2 separate regions of the Homo sapiens genome follow, and region 1 is linked to region 2. A link is a contact called in ENCODE Hi-C data. All regions are on one chromosome and are shown on one strand. The core of a region is the stretch at or near the end of the contact, and the rest is flanking DNA. Distances in the headings are between cores, read along the strand shown.

Region 1 (5,145 bases), core at 2,571-5,070, 550 kb after region 2:
CCCACCTCAGCCTCCTGAGTAACTGGGACTACAGATTTGCACCACCATGTCCAACTAATTTTTTCTACTTTTTATAGAGATGAGGGTCTCATTATGGTGCCCAAGCAGGTCTCGAACTCCTGAGCTCAAGCTATCCTCTCGCCTCAGCCTCCCAAAATTCTGGGTTTACAGGCATGAGCTACCATGCCTAAAGCATGCATTTTAAACATGTAAAATTTATTGTATATACATTCCACCTCAATAAATCTGTTAAGAAATTATTACATGGGAATAATAAAGGTTTTGTTTCTGGGCCCATCCATTCCTTGGATTGGTTCAATACAACTTTGTGGCTCTTGGCTTTTCCTGGTCTCAGAACATGCAGCTCCCAACTTAAAACCCTCCAAACTCCTTAAGGAAAACCACTTGACTCCAGCCACACTGGACTTTCTTCTAGTTCCCAACACTCCGAGCTTCTCCCTGGGCAATGCTTGCTCTTCCTGCAGACCTTCTAATTGAAGGGGCAGAATTCGTTGCTTCTCTTTACGCTAGCCTCTGCTCAAATATCACCTCTTTAGAAAAACCTCCTTGACAGGCTGGGCATGGTGGCTCACAGTGGCTCAGCACTTTGGGAGGCCGAGGCCGGTGGATCATCTGAGGTCAGGAGTTCAAGACCAGCCTGGACAACATGGTAAAACCCCATCTCTACTAAAAATACAAAAAAAATTAGCCAGGCACGGTGGCGGGTGCCTGTAATCCCAGCTACTCAGGAGGCTGAGGCAGGAGAATTGCTTGAACCGGGGAGGCGGAGGTTGCAGTGAACCGAGATCGCGCCATTGCACTCCAGCCTGGGCGACAAGAGTGAAACTCTGTCTCAAAAAAAAAAAAGAGAAAAAGAGAAAAAGAAAGACCTCCCTGACACCATGTCTATATTCTGTCTGTAACTGGAGTGACCATATAATTTATTGCCCAAATCAAGATACTTCAACAAATATAAACAAACATAAACTGAGACTGTCCCAGGCTAGGGACAGGGGGAAGTACAGTGGTCTGTCTTTAACAGTCTCCCAGCAACCCCAGTAGAGTCACTGTCCATCTCCTTCCCCGCACCACTTTTCACTAGTTAATAGTAATTGTTGTTTATGTTTATTGTTTGTTTCCCTCACCAGAGATTCTGTCTATAAATTTACCACTGAATTCCCCAGCCTACACCAATATCTGCCACACTGCAAGGATGCATAAATATCTGCTGAGTGAATGAATACATCACAACTGAGATGCAATGCAATAACAGGATTTAGAAAGCAAATGTGGATTTCTGCTTTTCTGAATTTTAAGATGCCTCCTTCATTCATTCAACAAGTATTTAACAAAAATCTACTGTGTCCCAGGCCCTGTATTAGATGGGGAGCAAAGGAGATCTCACGATGCTTACAGTCCAGTGAGGTCTGAGGAAGACACTAGTCACCTAATCACAAATGCATTTACTCACGACCCATGCTGTGAAGAAAGGGCCCTATTGGCCAGGCATGGTGGTTCACACCTGTAATCCCGGCACTCTGGGAGGCCGAGGCAGGTGGATCACTTGCACCCAGTTTGAGACCAGTCTGGGAAAGATGGCAAAATCCGGTCTCTACAAAAATTTAAAAAATTAGCTGGGCTCAGTGGCACACACCTGTAGTCCCCAGTACTCAGGCTGCTGAGGTGGGAGGACCCCTTGAGCCCAGGAATTCAAGGCCAAAGTGAGCTATGTATGATGCCATCGCACTCCAGCCTGGGCAACAAAGCAAAACCCTATCTCTAAAAAAAAAAAAACAAAAACAAAGAAATTAATAAAGAAAGACCCTATAATGCCTATAACACATGGAATTATAATAGCACAAGATGGGCAAGGGCTGACCTCATCTGGGCCATCAAAGGAAGGGCTCCCTAAGCGTGGCCTGTGGGCCGAGAGTAGGGAATTCCAAGACCAACAGCCTATGCAAAGTCTCTGAAGCCGGAGAGAAGGTGCACAAAGAGACGGAAACCCAAAAAAGGCCAACATGGCCAGCCCACAGGCAGCCAAGGGGGCCAGTGAGAGCAGCTAAGGAAGGAAAGGTAGGCAAGGTTCCGCTCTGGCTTGCAGGCTCTGTGCACTAATGTGTTTGACCCTCATTCAAGGAGCATGAATTAACTGGCATTTGCTTCAATGGCTATGTACAGCATTCTGCCTCAGTTCCCTGGGCCCTGAAAGAAATGGCAGTTGGCTGGGCACAGTGGCTCACACCTGTAATCCCAGCAATTTGAGAGGCCAAGGCGGGCGGATCCCTTGAGCCCAGGCGTTTGAGACCAGCCTGGGCAACATGGCGAAACCCTGTCTCTACTAAAAATACAGAGATTAGCCAGGCATGGTGATGCCTGCCTACGGTCCGAGCTACTTGGGAGGCTGAGGCGGGAGGATCACTTGAGCCTCAGAGATGGAGGCTGCAGTCAGCTGTGATCACACCACTGTACTCCAGCCTGTGTGACAAAGTAAGACCCTGTCAAAAAAAAAAAAAAAAAAGGTAATAGCTCTTTACCTTTAATAGCTCATGGAATGACTCTCAAACCAAGAAATTTTTACTTAATCCTTTTACACGAAACAAACTGGAAAGAACACAGAAACTTAATGATTTCTACACTAGAGTCTAATGAGGAATAAGGCTTTCCAAGGAAAAACAGGCAAAGCACCAGAGGTGAGGTGCAAAGGGCTGTGGGCGCTGAAGGAGCGATGGGGAAGCAGGAGGCAGGGTCCTTCTGATCCAAGCCTCAAAGAAAACGGATCAAGACAGGGAAGGCGCAAGGGGCTTCCAGAAGAACGCGGGTTTAGTGTGGGATGCAGGGTTTTTGTTCGTTTTGTTTGTTGTTGTTTAGCAGAGAAGATATGGCAGAGAAAGCTCGAGGTTGAGGCCCCTTTAGCAAGGGCTCTGTGCGCCCAGCTCAAGCGTGCAGTACTTAGTTTAGCAGACAATGATGCCTCCCTGAGGACTTGGGGCAGGGGCTGGAAGGTCACAGCCCTTCTGGAAAGAGCAGCGAGGGTTGGAAGGAGGTCGTAAGTGACTGGATGAGGGCTGAGAACAGGAATGCTGTTGACAGCAAGGTGGTGGTACCAGGCTCACTCTCTGCTTCCTGAGTCTGCAGAGCAGTGGAGAATCCCGCGCGGGCACCCAGGGTGGCTACGGCAGCTAACAGCTCGGACCCGTCACTGTGGGCATGGCCTGGCGCCCTGACGTGCCACACCACGGTGCCACCCTCCCTTTATTTTCCACATCAACCGTCTGGGTGTGGGGGCTGCTCAACAGGACCACGACCTAAAACCTGGAAAGACGGCTGGCCTGACTCCGCGGCTGCTGCGCCCCCAGCAGGCGCGGACCGCCGGGCACCCCTTGTCCCTCCATCTTTTCGCCACGCGTTGAGGTCGACCCCAGGGAGAGGCGGTGACCTCGGCGCCCGCGCCTCTCCGGGACAGCCTGGGGCTCCACGGCGCGCGCCCTGGCCCCGGGTACTTTAGGGAGACGGGGATTACCATGGCGATTCTCAGCCGAGCAGGCAGGCGTGGTGGACTCTCCCGATCCCGAAGCCCTTAGCATCCACCGGGGCCGCTGCCCCCAGCGCCCGTTCCCCTAGCACCCCCGGCCCCTTCTCGGCCCTCCTCAGGGAACCGCCACGGGCCCAGCCTCACTACGCCTCCCCGCCACGCCTCGCTGGGAGGAGCGCGGCCGGCTCGGGAGGCAGCCAGCCGCGGAGCCGCCTGGACGCGAGGCACCTGCTTGCCCCACGCGGCACCTAGGCCGCCGCAGCTGTGGGCGCTGGGCCGGCGTGCGCCTCGGGGGCGGGGCCGCGCGCACAATCACCGGGCGTGGGGCAGGGCCTCGCCGTGGTTACCGTTGCCAGGGCAAAGCGGCAGCGCGCGGAGGGTGAGCGGAGCGGGGTTCCGGGCTTGCGCGCGCGGGATGGGCCGTCACCTAGTACGAGGCCGACCGCGGCCTCCAGCGCCCGGAAACCCAGTTCGGCGCTTTAGCGTCTGGGTTTGGGCTGCCGGAGCGGCGGGCGCGGGGCGAGGGGGCGGGCGCGGGGCGAGGGGGCGGGCGCGGGGCGAGGGGGCGGGCGCGGGCGGCGCTCCCACTGGGGTGGCACTGGGGTGAGAGCGCAGGCTAGGCCCGCTCACTCGGCCAACCTGGGAGAGATCATCGGAGAAGCTCTTTTGGGAAACGAGCATAAGGACTGTGACGGTGAAGGGAGAATATCATGGGAAATGTTTGCAAAAGAGCCGGATAAAGAGAGTAAGGGCCCGAGAGACTAAAGGGGTGGGGAGGGAGTTCATGTGCAGGTAGGATTGGGCGAGAAAGGTACAGTAGGTACAGTTTTGCCTCCAACCTTGCCAGTTCCAGCCTCCCTCCCTGCAGGTGAAGTCTACACTTCGGGTGGTACGACTCATTCTTTTTTATGACTGGTCATTCCTTTTTTTTTTTTTTGAGACCGAGTCTCTCTCTGTCGCCCAGGTTGGAGTGCAGTGGCGCCATCTCGGTTCACTGCAACCTCCGCCTCCCAAGTTTAAACCATTCTCCTGCCTCAGCCTCTTGAGTAGCTGGGATTACAGATGCGTACCACTATGCCCGGCTAATTTTTGTATTTTTAGTAGAGATGGGGTTTCGCCATGTTGGTCACGCTGGTCTCGAACTTCTGACCTCAGGTGATCTGCCCGCCTCAGCCTCCCAAAGTGCTGGGATTACAGACGTGAGCCACTGCCCGGCCTATCATTCCTTTTTATTCAACAGTTATTGAGCATCTGCCACGTGCCTGACACTCTTCCAGGCCCTGGAAATTGAGCTCTGAATGAGGCAAAGTCCTTGTTCTTTTAAGGGGTGATTTGGGGGAGGTGGTCGTGGCTGAAATGGAGGGCCTGGCAGACATTAAAAGTGATAGGGACAGTATGGCATATTGCATTAAATTGATGTGACCACTGGGTGCTCTTTTAGATTGGTGACTGGGGAAGGCCTCTCTGAGGAGGTGACGTTAAAACAGATCTGGATGACAAGGAGCAGTCAATTATGCCAAAATTAGGGACAGGGGGAGGAGGCTAGACCAAGAAGCAGGAGTAGGGTCCTGGAAGGCTCTGCAAGGATGTGGTGTTTTGTTTGCTTTCTC
Region 2 (5,449 bases), core at 678-3,177:
AGAACATGTATTTTTTAGCTTATTTATTTTGCTTTTTATTATGATATTGTCAAACATACTTAATAGCAGAAAGAATAATATAATGAATCCCACAATTCTATCATCCAAGTCCGACAGTTTAAAATTTTGCAATATTTTTTCATCTATTCCTCCACATGTTTTCCTGGATAACTTCAAAGCAAATTCCAAACATCATATCAATTCACCTATAAACACTTCAAGATGCATTTCTAATAAAGAAGGGCTTTTAAGAACCATAACTACAATGCCATTATTACATATAGTGAAATCAACAATGTTTCCTTCATATTAACTAAGTCTCAACCCATGTTCAAATTTTGCAAAGGGATGATGATAACAATTAGTAATGAATTTAAGCTGGCTAAGAAAAGAAGAAACAAGGGTGGTGGTGGAGTTAGGAAGAGCAGAAAGGTAATTGGATCAATAGGTTGCAGGTCCTGCTGCTGGGAACACTGATAGAGTTAGGAGCCCACAGGTAGGGTGCTGGAAGGGTAGGAGGTGATCCCACTTTCCTCTTTGCCCATTGTTTAGTCACATCAGTCTTCCAACCTGGGGTGTTGGAAGATTCTGTACAGATTTCTTCCCTTCAATCTCATCCGTCTCAGCTCCAGTACCTGATTTTTCTCAGGAGAATGTGCAAACTAAATTAGATTCTCCTATTATAACCTTGGTACATCCTTGGAGCACTTGTAATCATAATTTTAAAACTATAGGAAAATTTGACATCTAACTCCACCAAGATCTACAGCTTCTTTGCTCACGACTGTCATTGCTAGTGCCTAGAGACTATCAATAGGATGCTTTCGGCCGGGCGCGGTGGCTCATGCCTGTAATCCCAACACTTTGGGAGGCCGAGGCGGGCGGATCACCTGAGGTCAGGAGTTCAAGGCTAGCCTGACCAACATGGTGAAATCCCGTCCCTACTAAAAATACAAAAAAAAAAAAAAAAAATTGCTGGGCGTGTTGGCGAATGCCTGTAATCCCAGCTGCTCGGAAGGCTGACGTAGGAGAATCGCTTGAACCCGGGAGGCAGAGGTTGCAGTGAGCCGAGATCGCGCCATTGCACTGCAGCCTGAGCAACAAGAGCGAAACTCCATCTCAAAAAAAATAAATAGGACGTTTTCAATAAATATTTGTTGGACTAAGGAAGGAGTATCAATAGTGTCAAATGCCACAGACTTCTAAATCCATCCATAACACGGTTTCCAACAAGGATTCTAAATTATTTGCTCTCCAATGAGGGTCACCATTTCCTCGCTTGTAGAAAGGTGCAACTTAGGAGGGTCGTATGAGTTAATTTATTTTTATTTTTATTTTTTTTGAGTCGGAGTTTTGCTCTTGTCGCCCAGGCTGGAGTGCAGTGGCGCAATCTCGGCTCACTGCAACCTCCGCCTCCCGGGTTCAAGCGATTCTCCTACCTCAGCCTCCCTAGTAGCTGGGATTACAGGCGCCCGCCAGCAAGTCCAGCTAATTTTTGTATTTTTGGTAGAGATGGGGTTTCACCATGTTGGCCAGGCTGGTCTCGAACTCCTGACCTCAGGCGATCCGCCCACCTCGGCCTCCCAAACCGCTGGGATTACAGGCATGAGCCACGGCGCCCGGCCGTATTAGTTAATATTACTTGAAAATTAAGTTGAGCCCCTCATCCCTGCTGAATTTGGACTGACAGCGTTCTAAAAATCTCTTATCAACCTAAATATGCTAGTTGATAAAGGAAACGATTAATCAAGATTGTCCTAAACAGTACAGCCCTCCTTAAGCTCGCTCTAAGGTTCTAAAATGATGAGAAAAGGCGTGGGCCCCGCGGTTAGACTTTCCCAGCCAGGCTGCCTCAAGAGGCGGATATTAACCTCCCAGGACGGAAGTTCCGGAGCCTTCAAACTCTCGGGGAAGCAACTCGGCAGCGGACCAAGATGGCGGCGCCCTGTGAGGGACAAGCGTTTGCCGTAGGGGTTGAAAAGAATTGGGGTGCAGTAGTTCGCTCCCCAGAAGGGACCCCCCAGAAAATCCGGCAGCTGATAGATGAGGGGATTGCCCCGGAAGAGGGAGGCGTGGACGCGTGAGTTCACGAGTTAACCCTGGGTCCGGCGTTGGAAGATTGAAGAAGGCTTGGGGAAGGGGTGGCGGGTTGGGGGAGGTTCCCCTCGGTCGGCGACTCGGGCAGTGGGGATGGCTTCTTAGAATCTGAAAGAAACTCTGGTTACTATGTTTGATCGGCTTTGATCTTCCCCTCGGGGTGTACCAGATTCCCAACCGCAGCCGAAATTTTGTCATCGGACATTATTTTTGGAAGTAAAGAGGACCGTTAACTGAATGAGTTCACTTGACTTCTCTTAATTGGGGATTCTTAACCTTTTTTTGTGCCGTGGACCCCTTTGGCTCTCTGGAGAAGCTTATTAACTCTCAGAATATTTTTAAATGCTTAAAGTAAATTACATAGGATTATAAAGGAAACCAGTTAGATTGGAATGTAGTTATCAAGATGGTAAAAGGAAAAAGTTACGCAGTAACAATGCTTTTTATTAAAGAGTCCATAATATCTAGTAGTATGTGTTGTCAACCATAATTTTGAAGTAGTGATGAGCACAAAGGTATTTGAAGACATGCAACCACCATAATGTGGGAACATTATTTCCATTGGTGACAAATTAGCAGGTACTGCTAATACTACTATGGTGTTTTTACCTTCATTCATAATTGAAGAAAATGCTAAATCTTGTCATTTAGAGAGAAATAAATGTCATTTTTACCCATCCAAGTTTATGGATGCTGTGAATTTTTTTTGGCCTAGAACCACACCCGCTTGAGGCTCTCTATGAATCTCTGAGAGTCTTAGAGTAAGTTTATTTCTTTTGAGCTATAATCGTTGATGTAATCCTATTTTTATTAAAATAATGCCTGTCGCCGGGCGCGGTGGCTCACGCCTATAATCCCAGCACTTTGAGGAGGCTGAAGCGGGCAGATCACGAGGTCAGGAGATCAAGACCATCCTGGCTAACACGGTGAAACCCCATCTCTACTAAAAATACAAAAAATTAGCCGGGCGTGGTGGCCCGCGCCTGTAGTCCCAGCTACTCGGGAGGCTGAGGCAGGAGAATTGGTTGAACCTGGGAGGCGGAGGTTGCAGTGAGCCGAGATCGCGTCACTGCACTCCAGCCTGAGTGACAGAGTGAGACTCCGTCTCTAAATAAATAAATAAATGCTTGTCTTTCAGCAATTCCCCAGGCACTGTTGAAATGCCTTCCACTGAAAATGAGAGAATTGCTTTGCTGAGTTTTTTTCTCCCTGATTTTTTTTTCATGAAATCTCCCGAAGATCTTTGATTCGAATTTTCTAATTGGTTCTTTTTTTTTTGGAAGGAGTGGGTATGAAAGGTCCCTCCAGGTAGAAATATCAAAATTGTTTTTTCTGCTGTTAAGAGTCGAATTTCTGCCAGGCGCTGTGGCTCACGCCTGTAATCCCAGCACTTTGGGAGGCTGAGGTGGGCCAATCACAAAGTCAGGAGTTACAGACCAGCCTGACCAACATGGTGAAACCCCGTCTGTCCTAAAGATACAAAAAATTAGCCGGGCCCACGCCTGGTGGTACGCGCCTGTAATCCCAGCTACTGGGGAGGCCGAGGCAGGAGAATTGCTTGAACCTGGGAGGTGGAGGTTGCAGTGAGCCGAGATCGCACCGTTGCACTCCAGCCTGGGCAACAGAGCGAGACTCCATCTCAAAAAAAAAAAAAGTCGAATTTCTGAAGAGATTCAAATTGTATAATGCATACTTGAAGTCTTGAGTCTTATTTTCTGTCTACTAAAGTTATGCCAAATACTTGTGGAGAACAGTGAGTGAGTGAGGAGAATAGTTTGCTAGGATTAGTGGAGCCCTGTAGAGGTAGAAATTGAAGTTTAGATATGGGTAAACTGTAAAGAGTTTTGAATGCCAGACTGAAAAATTTGGATTTTATTTAGTAAGTATTATAAAACCATTGAAAATAATAAGCTGAGGAATGACATGAGTAAAATGATTTTTAGGAAGCTTAAAATCCAGCGTTGGTGTGATTTATGATACGATGTGTAGAGAAGCTAGATAACATTTAAGCAGAGGGTACTGTGAAAGGTTTACCAACAGTTTTGCCACTTTATATTAGGAAGGACACGTCTGCCACATCCCAGTCAGTTAATGGATCACCCCAAGCGGAACAACCTTCATTGGAATCTACAAGCAAAGAAGCCTTCTTTAGCAGAGTGGAAACATTTTCTATATCCTTTTTTAGTTCATGTGAATTGCACTTTCTGCCTGCTTCTAGAATTCCTCCAAGGTATTACACCACTTACTGTGATGCTTTAAACTTAAGAATAAAACCTTGGTAAGAAATTATATAGGAAAGTCAGCATCCTAATATGTTATCACTCAGAGGGACAGTTGAGGTTATCTAACCTTTTCTTTTTACAGAAGAAAAAACTAAGAGCCTGAGAAAAGAAGAAATAATAACTAATACTTGTATATAGTATGTTTTTGTATATATTATCACATTCGATCTTGACCTTAAACCTATGAAAATAAGCATTATTATTATACTTGTTTTACAGAAGAGGAAACAGTTTGGGGCAGGTTATATGACTTGCCCAAGATGAACCTGTTAGCAAATGGCAGATCCAGGATTATAATCTAATGTTTTTTAGATTATTAGAGACTACACTACTATAATGTCTCTTTCTAGATTTTCCTTTGTGTATTAGCTACCTATTGCTGCATAGCAAATTGCCCCAAAACTTAGTGATCTTAAAACAACAAACAGTTTTTATTTCATAATTTCTGTGGATCAGGAATCCAGGCATGGCTTAGCTGAGTCCTCTGGCTCAGGGTCTCTCACAGACTGCAATTAAGGTTGGTCAGGGCACTGTCATTTCAAGGCTCAACTAGGAAAATTGTCTCAAAAGAAAAATAAAATAAAATAAAACAAAACAAAACAAAATTAGCCAGGTGTGGTGGTGCTCACTTGTAATCCCAGCTACTCAGGAGTCTGAGGCAGGAGAATAGCTTGAACCTAGGAGGCAGAGTTTGCAGTGAGTCGAGATCGCGCCACTGCATTCCAGCCTTGGCAGCAGAGCAAGACTCCGTGTCAAAAAAAAAAAAAAAAAAAAAAAACAACTAGGAAAGGGTCCACTTCCAAACTCAGTCATTGGCATACTGTTGGCAGGATTCATTTACTTGTGTCTGTTGGACAGAGGGCTTCAGTTCTATACTGGCCATTGGCCAGAGATGTCCCTCCCCACTTGGTTCCTTGCTATGTGGGCTTCTCTAAAGGAAAGTTCACAACTTGGCAGCTGACTTCCATCAGAGTGAGCAAAGGAGAGAACAAGATACAAGCCAGCCTCATTTTGTAATCTAATCTCAAAAGTGACATCTCATCATTTTTGTCATATTTTATGCATTAGAA

The links. Hi-C counts contacts between places; a loop is a spot of excess contacts on that map. Pooled maps may share reads with other maps.
Region 1: a loop to region 2 is called in a map of CD4-positive, alpha-beta T cell, with 2.3 times the contacts of the local background. The contact joins the promoter of SMKR1 here to the promoter of ZC3HC1 in region 2. A Hi-C loop is called at or near these places in 1 of 168 maps with a recorded cell type or tissue (CD4-positive, alpha-beta T cell), 1 of 37 single-sample maps with no recorded cell type and 7 of 50 pooled maps.

The regions. Positions count from the first base shown.
Region 1 is chr7:129,501,206-129,506,350 of GRCh38, reverse strand. SMKR1 (small lysine rich protein 1) reads right to left here and starts at 3,820. Exons shown (of 2, transcript NM_001195243.2): 1 at 3,524-3,820. The coding sequence starts at 3,526. RefSeq lists silencers at 3,672-4,011, 4,072-4,121.
Region 2 is chr7:130,047,852-130,053,300 of GRCh38, reverse strand. It overlaps ZC3HC1 (zinc finger C3HC-type containing 1), which reads left to right and starts at 1,927. Exons shown (of 10, transcript NM_016478.5): 1 at 1,927-2,080; 2 at 4,157-4,268. The coding sequence starts at 1,935. RefSeq lists enhancers at 1,614-1,803, 1,864-2,173, 1,801-2,593.